Regions from separate parts of the Homo sapiens genome. Here region 1 is linked to region 2. Evidence: chromatin loops called from intact Hi-C (ENCODE). Cell type or tissue: PC-9. All regions are shown on one strand. Each heading gives the region's core, and the rest is flanking DNA. Links, peaks and the distances in the headings are about the cores only. Region 1 has its middle 210 kb from the start of MANEA-DT. Region 2 holds the start of NDUFAF4 (NADH:ubiquinone oxidoreductase complex assembly factor 4).

Evidence for each region. Hi-C counts contacts between places; a loop is a spot of excess contacts. Peaks named below come from ENCODE experiments on the same cell type or tissue, not always from the same donor. Only the 100,000 strongest peaks of a DNase experiment are listed, where the experiment ranks them.
Region 1: it touches region 2 in a loop (19-fold over the local background); 3 of 110 quality-filtered maps call a loop at or near these places.

Annotation. Positions count from the first base shown.
Region 1 is chr6:95,362,050-95,367,435 of GRCh38, reverse strand. No RefSeq gene overlaps it. Among named protein-coding and RNA genes, the nearest start is that of MANEA-DT, 210 kb to the left of the region's middle. In PC-9, for the core only: a CTCF peak has its summit at 3,215 (motif pointing left); no DNase peak of the experiment used is centred there.
Region 2 is chr6:96,895,698-96,901,083 of GRCh38, reverse strand. NDUFAF4 (NADH:ubiquinone oxidoreductase complex assembly factor 4) reads left to right here and starts at 3,193. Exons shown (of 3, transcript NM_014165.4): 1 at 3,193-3,418; 2 at 4,237-4,340. The coding sequence starts at 3,283. It also overlaps a transcript of KLHL32 not described here. RefSeq lists an enhancer at 3,271-3,370. In PC-9, for the core only: CTCF peaks have their summits at 1,871 (motif pointing left), 2,916 and 3,116 (motif pointing right); DNase peaks (open chromatin) are centred at 1,843, 3,193 and 3,513; H3K4me3 peaks cover 3,412 bases; H3K27ac peaks cover 2,394 bases.

The DNA.
Region 1 (5,386 bases), core at 324-5,323, 1.5 Mb after region 2:
TTTTCTTCATGTAGCATAATTGTGTTAAAAAATTACAGTGTACTGAGGGTTAGATGGTTATAACTGATATCTCTCAAGTTATTAAGGGGGTTGTAGGTAGTAGTCACTTAAGAACTCAAAATGTCACTTGATTATAGCTAGGCCACTGATATGGTTTGAATATATGTCCCTGCCCAAATCTCATGTGGGATTCTAATCCCCAGTGTTGGAAGTGGGAAGTAGTGGAAGGTGTTGGGATCATAGGGGTGGATCCCTCTTGAATGGCTTAGCCCAACCCTTTGGTGATAAATGAGCTTTCACTCTGAGTTCTGGGGAGATCTGGTCATGTAAAAATGTGTGTCACCTCTCCTCCCCTGCAGAGTCTCTCCTCTCTCTTTCCATGTGATGTACCTGGTCCCATTTTCCCTTACTCCATAATTGTAAGCTCAGGCCTCCCCAGAAGCATATGCCACTATGATTCCTGTGCAGTCTGCAGAACCATGAACCAATGTAAACCTTTTTAAAAATAAATTACCTAGTCTAGGGTATTTCTTTATAGCAATGCAAGAATGGACTAATACAGAAAATTGGTACTGAGGAGTGGGGGATTTCTGTAAAGACCTGAAAATGTAGAAGCAACTTTGGAACTGGGTAATGGGCAGAGGTTGGAATAGCTTAGAGGGCTCAGAAGAAGACAGAAAGAGACAGAAAGGTTGGAACATCTTAGAGACTGGTTAAACGGTTGTGACCAAAATACTGATAGTGATATGGGCAATAAAATCCAAGTTGTAGAGATCTCAGATGGATACAAGGAACTTATTGAGAACTGGAGCAAAGGTCATGCATGTTATGCCTTAGCAAATAAATTGACTGCATTCTGTTCATGCCCTACGCATCTGTGGACGTTTGAGTTTGAGATATGATGACCTAGGATATCCGGCAGAAGAAATTTCTAAGCAGCAATGTGTTCAAGATATAGTCTGGCTGCTTCTAACAACCTATGCTCAGATTTAGGAACAAATGAATGACTTAAAGTTGGAATTTATATTTAAACAGGAAGCAGAGTGTAAAAGTTTAAACAATTTGCCCCTGGCCATATAGCAGAGAAAGGAAAAGCTCTTTTGGAAGAGGAATTTAAGCAGGCTGTGGATCAACCTCATGCTAGAGAAATTTGGTTAACTAAAACAGAGCCAAATGGTAATAAACAAAACAATGGTTAAAAGGCCTCAAATGCATTTCAGAGATCTTCCAGGCAGCCCTTTCCATTGCAGGCCCTGAAGCCTATAAAGACTGAATGGTTTCATGGCCCAGCCTAAAGTCCCACTGTTTTGTGCATCCCAAGACACTGCTCCACATATATGCCTACTCTAGCTCCAGCTAGGATTCTAAGAGACTCGGGTATAGCTTGAGTTGCAACTTTGGAGAATGCGAGCCATAAGCCTTGGCAGCTTCTATGTGGCATTAAGCCTGTAGGTGCACAGAATACAAGAGTGAAGAACGGTTGGTAGCCTCCACCCAGATTTCAGAAGATTTATGAGAAAGCTTTGGTGCCCAGGCAAGTGCCTGCTGCAGTGGGGAAGCCTTCACAGAAAACCTCTGCTAGGGAAGTTGAAAGGAAAATGTGGAGTTGCAATCTCCATACAGAGTCCCTAATAAGGCACTGCCTAGTGTAGCTGTGAGAAGGGAGGCATTGTCCTCCAGAACCCAGAATGCTATATCCATTAGCATTATGGACCCTGCATCTGGAAAAGCCACAGGCATTCAACTCCAACCCATGAGAGCAGCCCTGGGAGCTGAACATGCAAAGTCACAGGAGCAGAGCTGTCCAAGGCCTTGAAAGCCCACCCCTTGCAGCAGTGTGCCCTAGATGTGAAACAGAGTCAAAGGAGATTACTTTGGAGGTTTACGATTTAATGACTGCCCTGCTGGGTTTCGAATTTGCATGGGTTCTGTAGCCCCTTTCTTTTGGTCAATTTATCCCTTTTGGAATGGGAATGTTTACCCAATGCCTATACCTCATTGTATCTTGGAAGTATATAACTTGCTGTGATTTCACAAGCTCATAGGTAGAAGGAACTCATTTACAGATAAGAGTTTGGATTTGGGACTTGGGATTTTTGAGTTAATGCTGGAATGAGTTAAGACTTTGTGGGGACTACTGAGAAGGGATGATTGTATTTTGCAATATGAGAGGGACATGAGATTTGGGAAGGGCCAGGGATGGAATGATAAACCTCTTTTCTTATAAATTACTAAGTCTCAGAAATGTCTTTATAGCAACGCAAGAAGGGCCTAATACAGCCACCCCTTAGTCTGACACCATCCTTTCCCAAACTACAATCTGATTCAACTAGCTAGTACTTCTTTTTGTGTTATTTGAACCTTAAAGATTTACTTGGAATATAACTACCACTTCAGAAGAAAGTGTCAGGTATCAGTGTAATCCAGGCTCAACCACTCACCAACTTTGTGTCTATGAGCAAGTTACATAATACAATTTAAATGTTAAGTGCTCAATACTTGCTACAAATTATCAAATGTGCTTGTCTAATGATCCATGTTTTCCTGAGCAGCAGAGCACACCCAGGGAACAGAGAAAAAACTACAGGATATTTGTTAACATAGGTCATTATATACATATTTGTGCCAAGATTAGATTGACTGTCAGTTTAGCTAATTATCAGATTTTCATAGCAAAATAGGAATTTCATGAAATGTATAACACACACATGCTATGGTGTGACCTATCAATGAATTATCATTTTCAAATATTTTTGCAATGACAAAAAGAACTCTGTGCCATATACAGAGATTTTCTCTTAAGCCTAGGTGCCAAAGTTTTAGGCTGAATTCCTTTTGCCTTATTTAGGGGTCAGGGAATAGGAAGCACACAGATTAGTTTAATCAGTAACTTATTTGTAAATTAATAACTAGGAAACAGTATTTGTTTGATATTGAATATCATTTTATGAAGATGCGGAATTGCATGTGACTCATACGTCTAATACTGATTCTAAAAAATTGCCATGTTAAAGTTTAAAAATTACTGCTCTTGAGTAGCTAAATTTAGGAATATATATAAAATGTGATTTTACCTTTATTTACCTCTTAAAGAAAAAAGTTAGTTATACAGAAATTAGATTTCTATTCTCAAAATAGTCATTTTGAGAATAGCACACCTTAAATGTGTGCTATTACTATGGATGTGAAAGTGATTCTTGTTTCATTATAACGTAAAGCTTGCCCTCTAGTGGTTTCAGGCTAGTTATTTATTCAGGGAAAACAATTTAATGGAAGATTCACTACTCAAAACTCAACAATGGTATACTTCTTCTATTTCTTCAGGACTAGCATGCTAATAATGTAAATATTATGAGCAAAATACAGCAACTCCTAAGAAATATATATTAGAAAAGTATGTCTTCTATAGACGCCACCAATAATTTTTTAAAACCAAATATATTTTTAATAAACATGGAATATTTATTAAAAGTTAAATTAAAATGTTAGGCTTCATTTTTTTGTTTTAATTGTCAACAGCTCTACTAATATTGTGATTGACAGTATTGTCTCAGTCCTTTCCTGGGCATGTGCACAGTCCTGAGTATGTGTGTAGCCTCCTAGATTTCTTGGTTATGTTTAGCTTTGCAAAGTTTCTTATGATCATGTCAGTCCTCAGTATTTTCTTTTGTATTTTGGTCAAGTTCTTGTTCCTCCCAACAAATAAAGCCACATTAGGCAGCTGTGATGTTAAACAATTGCTGTTGATTATTTTTGGCAAAATCCTGAGAAGAGGGCTCTTCACAAACAGCGAGAGCTCCAACTAAGGTCAGATAAAGACAAAACCTGAGAATAGTGCTTTCTAACAAGCTGCCAGACACGTAAAGTAGTGACAAATCTCTGCAGACAGGACTTCTAGGGAGTTCCTACCTTATTCTGCCTCACTTAGTGGCTGCCAAACTGCTGGTTTTAATAGCTATTGCATTTGGAAGACTAGATTTCTTTTTTTAAAAAAAATTATTTAAATATCTTTTGGGGTACAAATGATTTTTCGTTACATGGATGAATTATATAGTGGTCAGTTCTGAGATTTTAGTGCACTGGTCACCCGAGTAGCATACATTGTGTAGTAATGTAGTAATGTAATGTGTAGTTTTTTATCCTTAACTTCTCTCCCACCCTTCCCATTCTAAGTCTCTGAAGTCGATCATATCACTCTGTATGCCTTTGCATACTCATAGCTTATCTCCCACGTATAAGCTTATAAGTGGTTTTCTACTCCTGTGTTACTTAGAATAATGATCTCCAGCTCCATCCAAGTTGCTGCAAAGGACATTATTTCATTCTTTTTAATGGCTGAGTAGTATTTCATGGTGTACATATTCCACATTTTCTTTATCCACTCATTAGTCAATGGGCGGTTAGGTTGGTTCCACATCAATTGCAACTGTGAATTGTGCTACTGTAAGAAGACTAGCTTCTCGATTTATTTTTTCTTTTTATTATTGTGAGAAAAAGTCTCAGTTTATTGTTCAGGCTGGAGTTCTGGAGTTCAAAGGTGTAATCATAGCTTACTGTAGCTTCTAAATCCTGGGTTCTGCCTCAGTCTTCTGAGTAATTGGGATTACACATGAAAACTATCACACCTGGCTGAAAGACTTGATTTCTAGGGTTATCTTGAAGCTGAAGAGAGAGGGATGAGATTAGGGAAAGTTAAAATGCCATAAATTGCAATATTCTTACATATTCAGCCATTTTCTTCTTGTGTAAACACTTCTCAAATTGTTACAACACTTTGATTAATGTCTAGAGTTCAGGAAAAGTTGATTTTGATAGTTTTTGCATGTGTTTCTGTTGCTTTCATAGAGGAGTAGATTTTCAGAGGTCTTACTCTGCCATTTTAGAAGTCAAAACTCCTCAAGTTTTAAAAGTACCATTTGTTGGTTCTTATTTGGTATTGCCCTAAACTAGCGAATTAATGTAAGAATTTTAATTTATAGTATTTTCTTTTTCAATTCAAGTATATAATGATGCTTCATTTTTTTTCTGTCCATATATTAAATGTCTCAGTTAAGTTTTGTTGTGTTCTATGTTCTTATTATATTATCCAACTGGTTTATGCTGGTCTGAAGAAAAGCTATTAATTTCTTCTTTTTTTTACATTGCTGCTCTACTGAACCCTCTTGTTAATTCTAATAGCTTTCAGTTTATTTTCTTGGGTGGCTAGTGTAGGGAAAAGAAAGAGAGATCAGACTGTTACTGTGTCTATGTAGAAAGGGAAGACATAAGAGACTCCATTTGGAAAAAGACCTGTACTTTGAACAATTGCTTTGCCGAGATGTTGTTAATTTGTAGCTTTGCCCCAGCCACTTTGACCCAACCACTTTGATCCAATCTGGAGCTCACA
Region 2 (5,386 bases), core at 73-5,072:
CCCAGTGTTCCTCAATATGAATACTGGATCTGCACAAAGCCTAGTTTGTTTTGGTTTTGAGTTTGTGGCACTACCCCCCGCTCCCAGTATTCTAGGTTTTACAGACCCAAAACACTGCATCACTATGAAATTGGCCAAACTTGGGAACCTTGTAAATTATTTCAGTTGGACTCCTACAAATTCTCTGGTTTCTAATCTGGAATCCAGGCCCTGGAGAGGTTCTCTCTGCCTGAACACCAGAACCTCTGCCAGAATAAGTCATTCCTCCATAAATCTGTTGTGCTCCTCACTAGTGGTTGAGATTTGATTGATGAAACCTCTGAGGGCTGTCCTGGGCCCCTTGAGCCAACTGTCACCTGGGTTTAGCTACTGTAATCCTTTGGAGAACGCAGAATGCTGTTGAATTATGTTCAAAAGAAGGAGTACCCAATGGTAAAAGTCTAGGCAGAGAGAAAGACATGAGGGCAGAGGGAAACAAAGTGGGGACTATTTCTGTGGCCAATGTCAGGCACAGGCAGGTGGCATTTTATGCCCGAGAACTAATGATTCCCACCCATATTCCAACCTTAATAAATCTAACAATACCACCACGTGTGCTGAGCACGTTAATCAGCAAATAAAAATCAAATTTAGCATTTTTTATTTTTTAAAAATTAAATTATTGAAGAACATGAGTCTTACCGTAATCTCAAATTTTTTTATCACTTTCATTCACCTATTCACCAGAGCTTCAGAATATGTGTCCTTTTTAAAACTGCTCCCTTCTCCTCTGAAAAATGAAAAACAATGCAAATATTGAACATCAGATTCTGAGCTGGGCATTGTACTAGACACATATTTTTAATCTGTGTAAAACCCCTTAGGTGATTACTATTATCCCAATTTTAAGATGAGCAAAGTGTGTTCAACCACATTAAGTTACTTGCATAAGGACTCACTTCTGGAAGCAGGGCTAGTGTTCAGGCAGAGAGAACTTGTCTGGGGTCTGGACTCCAGCTCAGGGATCCTACTTGTCTTTCAGTTCATTTGACCTTTATTTGATAATTGTTTAGTACCTACTGTGTACTAGCTGTTCAATGTGTTGAACAGTGAACAAAACAGACAAAGTTCTGTCCTCAGAATTTACATTCTAGTGTGTTGTCAAGACCCTGGGTTTATTAGTATCTTAAGATATTCAGCCATACACATGCATCATAATACTCCACTCAGATGGAAGCTTCATTCTAAGCAGCATCCTAGTTATACTTTCCTTGGGGATCTGACTTCAATCCTTAACATAAGCCCAACAGGAGTTCTTAAGTTCAGAGTTCCTGTTAATTTATATGTTTTGACAAGAAGAGCTGGAATTATGCATTTATGGTTCAGGTTTTATTTCCATGATTCCCAAAGGGTGACAGCCAATTGTGAGTTTCTGATGGAGTGCATCTGCCTTCTGTTTTGCAATTTGAGGGCCTGAGCAGCACTGGGCCAGGATCAGGCAAAGCAGCTGACACATGCTGGAAGCTCTTTCAATGTTGAATCCAAGCTCTATTGGAATGTGTGAATTCAAATAATTATTTCATATTGTAATCCCTACTGTCCTGACAGTCACTTCTAACATTACTTTTTCATACTGCCCGAAGTTCGGTGGAATTTCTATGAAAATGAGATTTTCACTTTTAAAATATTTTAACAGGCAGTGAGTCGAATTGCTACCATGATTAAAGCACATAGACATAATGAGGCAGATTAAAATTTCTTAGCACCCATAGAAATAGAAATACCGTGCCTAAAAAGCCCTGAATCACAAGCATGCTTAAAAGTATCAAAGATAGAAATCTTGGAGCAGCCTGCCACCTTCAGGATAACTTCCCAGTTAATGCTATCTGAGATCACTGATTTCAGCTTCTATAAATTCCAAATACCAATCCCTGTAAAAATGTTCAGTATAATTAAATAAAGGGCATTTAAATTAGAGTGGCTGAAGCCGTCTTCCTTGCAGTGCTTTTGCTCTGATTAAGCATTATACTTAATGATTACATTAGTTTTCTTTTTAAAAAACTTTCCCTTTCTTCATTTTGGTTCTTTGATTCTTGTTTTATTATTATTATTCTATTCGATTATCTTTACATCAATATTTTCTTACTTTAAGCTGGTTAAAAACATCCACTCTACTTCATTTTGCTAAGCAGAGATCAGAACACTAAAAATAGATTTTGCAGCCACAGTAAGAGAAATACTGTAACTTCCTTCCTACTGCTTCCTTCCTGGTGGGTTTTATTTTAGATTAATAACAATATTTCTAAAGGGTCTTAAATAAAAGCAGCACTACAGTAACCCATTCAGGAAATGGAGAGAGACGGAGAAGGTGAATGTAACACTCGTTTTTTTGTTTGTTTGTTTTTTTTTTCTGACGTCTTATTGTCTGTTCCTTTCATTAAATTACACAGAGGCTTAAAAAGAATGAAGAAGGCAAGAGAGAAGAGAAATAGGAGAGGGAATGACTCAGCATTTAGTAGCATGGAGAAGTAAATTAGTAGCAAAAATAAGATAAGGGAAAGTATAACTAAAATCGATACCATTAGGTCAAATGAGAACGGGATGTAAAAAATAATGGAAAAAGAATACAGTGGCTTGAAAATGCATCAGGCGGGGGGACAGGAAAATAAGAGGCATTTAAATGAGAGCGGCTGAGAACAAATACTCATCGAAAGGGAACATCCTTTCATTATTTTCCTTTCACAAAAGCAGGAAAGGGCAACTTGAGAGCCCAGTTTGACCCTGGTTCAGTAAGTTCCATTTTTATCGGCTAACTCTTTGGTGGCATTGCCCTGTGAAACAACTTCAAGGTCAACTTCCTTACGACTTTGATTTTCAGCTCTTCACTGAAACTTTGGAATCACGTGGAGTCTTATCCAATGCTGGGCCTCACTCCACAAGAATTAAATCAGAAAGTCTGGGGTAGGGCCCGGCACAGAACTTTACAGAGCTTCCCGGGTGACTCCCTCGGAGTTCCAGCGTTAAAAGCAACCGTGGGTCTGGGGACTTAAGCCCCGCCACCTCCCGCCGGAAGCGGCCCTCGTGGGAGCCGTCACTCGCCCCGAAGGGAGGGGCTCCCTTTTAAATGCCCTGGGCAGAGAAGCGGTGTGTGGCCTCCCGAGCGCTAGGGGGCGACGGGCACGCATTTAAGCGCCCGCGGCGGGGCTTCCCCTCACTTGTGCGCATGCTCCGGGTGTCCCGGAGTTGTCCTGCGCCGGTGTTCCCACGTGCGGCCTGAACCTGAGCGCATAATGTTATGAGGAGATGGGAGCACTAGTGATTCGCGGTATCAGGAATTTCAACCTAGAGAACCGAGCGGAACGGGAAATCAGCAAGATGAAGCCCTCTGTCGCTCCCAGACACCCCTCTACCAACAGCCTCCTGCGAGAGCAGATTAGTCGTGAGTGGTGCGAGGGCGTTTCGGGGCCCGGGGGCGCGGAGTCCCTGTGCTGCCCGGCTGTCCCTAGCGTGGGTCCGGAGGCCGAGGGATCGGCGTCAGCCTGCTCGGCCGCAGCCGCTCGGGTTGGCGGAGCGTTGGAAGGGGGAGCCGCCAGGCCGGTGACATTGAGACTGTCCTCCGCGCCCGCGGTGAGGTCGGCGGCCCCGCCTACTTCCGAGACCCAGAGGCAGCAGCCAGTGCTCCCGCTAACCAGGCCCTCGCCGGCTGCTGTCACGGACTTGATACAGGGAATCAAAATCCGAGAGGGTCACAGAGCTTTCTCTAGGGGTCTTCACTGGACGATGGACGCAGAGCCTGACCTGGAATTTTGATTTCCATCTAAAGTATTTTCCTAACAGTCCAAATGATTATGTTTATTTTTTAAAAAAATTAAAGTGGTTAGGCCGGGCGCGGTAGCTCAAGCCTGTAATCTCAGCACTTTGGGAGGCCGAGGCGGGCAGATCACCTGAGGTCAGGAGTTCGAGACCAGCCTGGCCAACATGGCTAAACCCCGTCTCTACAAACAATGCAAAAATTAGCCGGGCGTGGTGGCGCGCCTGTAGCCTCAGCTTGTCGGGAGGCTGAGGTGGGAGAATCTCTCGAACCCGGGAGGCGGAGGTTGCAGGGAGCCGAGATCGCGCGACTGCACTCCAGTCTGGGCAACAGAGCGAGACTCCGACTCAAAAAAGAAAATAAAAGAAAGCGTTTGTGTTAAGCGTTTAGGATATTACAGGAAATTTTCCTTGATTTTAATATTGTGACTTTTTTCCTTTCCTTAGTCTATCCAGAAGTTAAAGGAGAGATTGCTCGTAAAGATGAAAAGCTGCTGTCGTTTCTAAAAGATGTGTATGTTGATTCCAAAGATCCTGTGTCTTCCTTGCAGGTAAATGTGTGTTTAATTAAGTGAATACACAATTTACTTATTTTGGGGCTTCAGGAAAATGATTAAGTGTGGCAAGTAGTAAAAAGAGTGCTCTGCAAGTGTGTGTTGTGATCAATCTACACGCCTTGGCAAAGTTTAAGCACACTGGTGTAAGACAGCAAGACACTTATGCCTTGGTTCACTGGATATTTACCAGAATTCTAAAATAACTTGTGGAAGTATTGATACAAGCAACTGTGTGAATTATTTCATAGTATTTCAGAATTTGTAGGATTTGGTAAGGCATTACTTCCAGTGGTTGTCATTTGAGTGACAAAAGCAGAGCTTTAATATTATTTTCTCATTCTTCTGTGGATTGAGGTATGTTCTAATCTCAGAGACTCCTTTAGTAAGTGGTGTTGTTGGATTTTGTGGGGTGTTCCTGTTTGTTTTTTTAAGGATGTATTCAGATAGGATATTTAAAATTAGAAGGATCAAAGAATACATTAGGAATGGGAACCTATGTGTAAATCCATATTCTGTATTATGTAAGTCCTGGGCACAAGTGCTTTGTATATAGTGATGAACAAAACTAGTCCTTATTTTCACAGGGCCTATGATGTTGTGAAGGACACAGCCATTAAACAAATGAGCAACAATGTGACCATAATTATGGGAAAAGTACGTGCACTGCTGAGTATATTGGAGGGACCTCTTTGAAATGGGAGGATCAAGGATGGTTTCTGAGGAAGTGATAGTTATGTTCAGGCCTGAGGAGGGATCAGTTGGAGTTAACCAGATGAGTTTTTGGGGGCAGGAAGATTCTAGTTAGGGGTAAAGTTTGATTAAAGGCCAAGGAAGTGCCAACAACTTCCAGATTTTTTTTTTCATTCTAAAATATTCTGGTACTGTCCCTCTCTCTCTGGATATTTGCACAGATAGAATTATTAATATAATTTTCACTACAGAGGAGAAATAAAACAAGATTTGTTAATCGCTGCACATAGTAATTGTAGGGTTCAGTTATCACCACATGCTCACATGAAAAAAGTATAGGGTTAATGTCT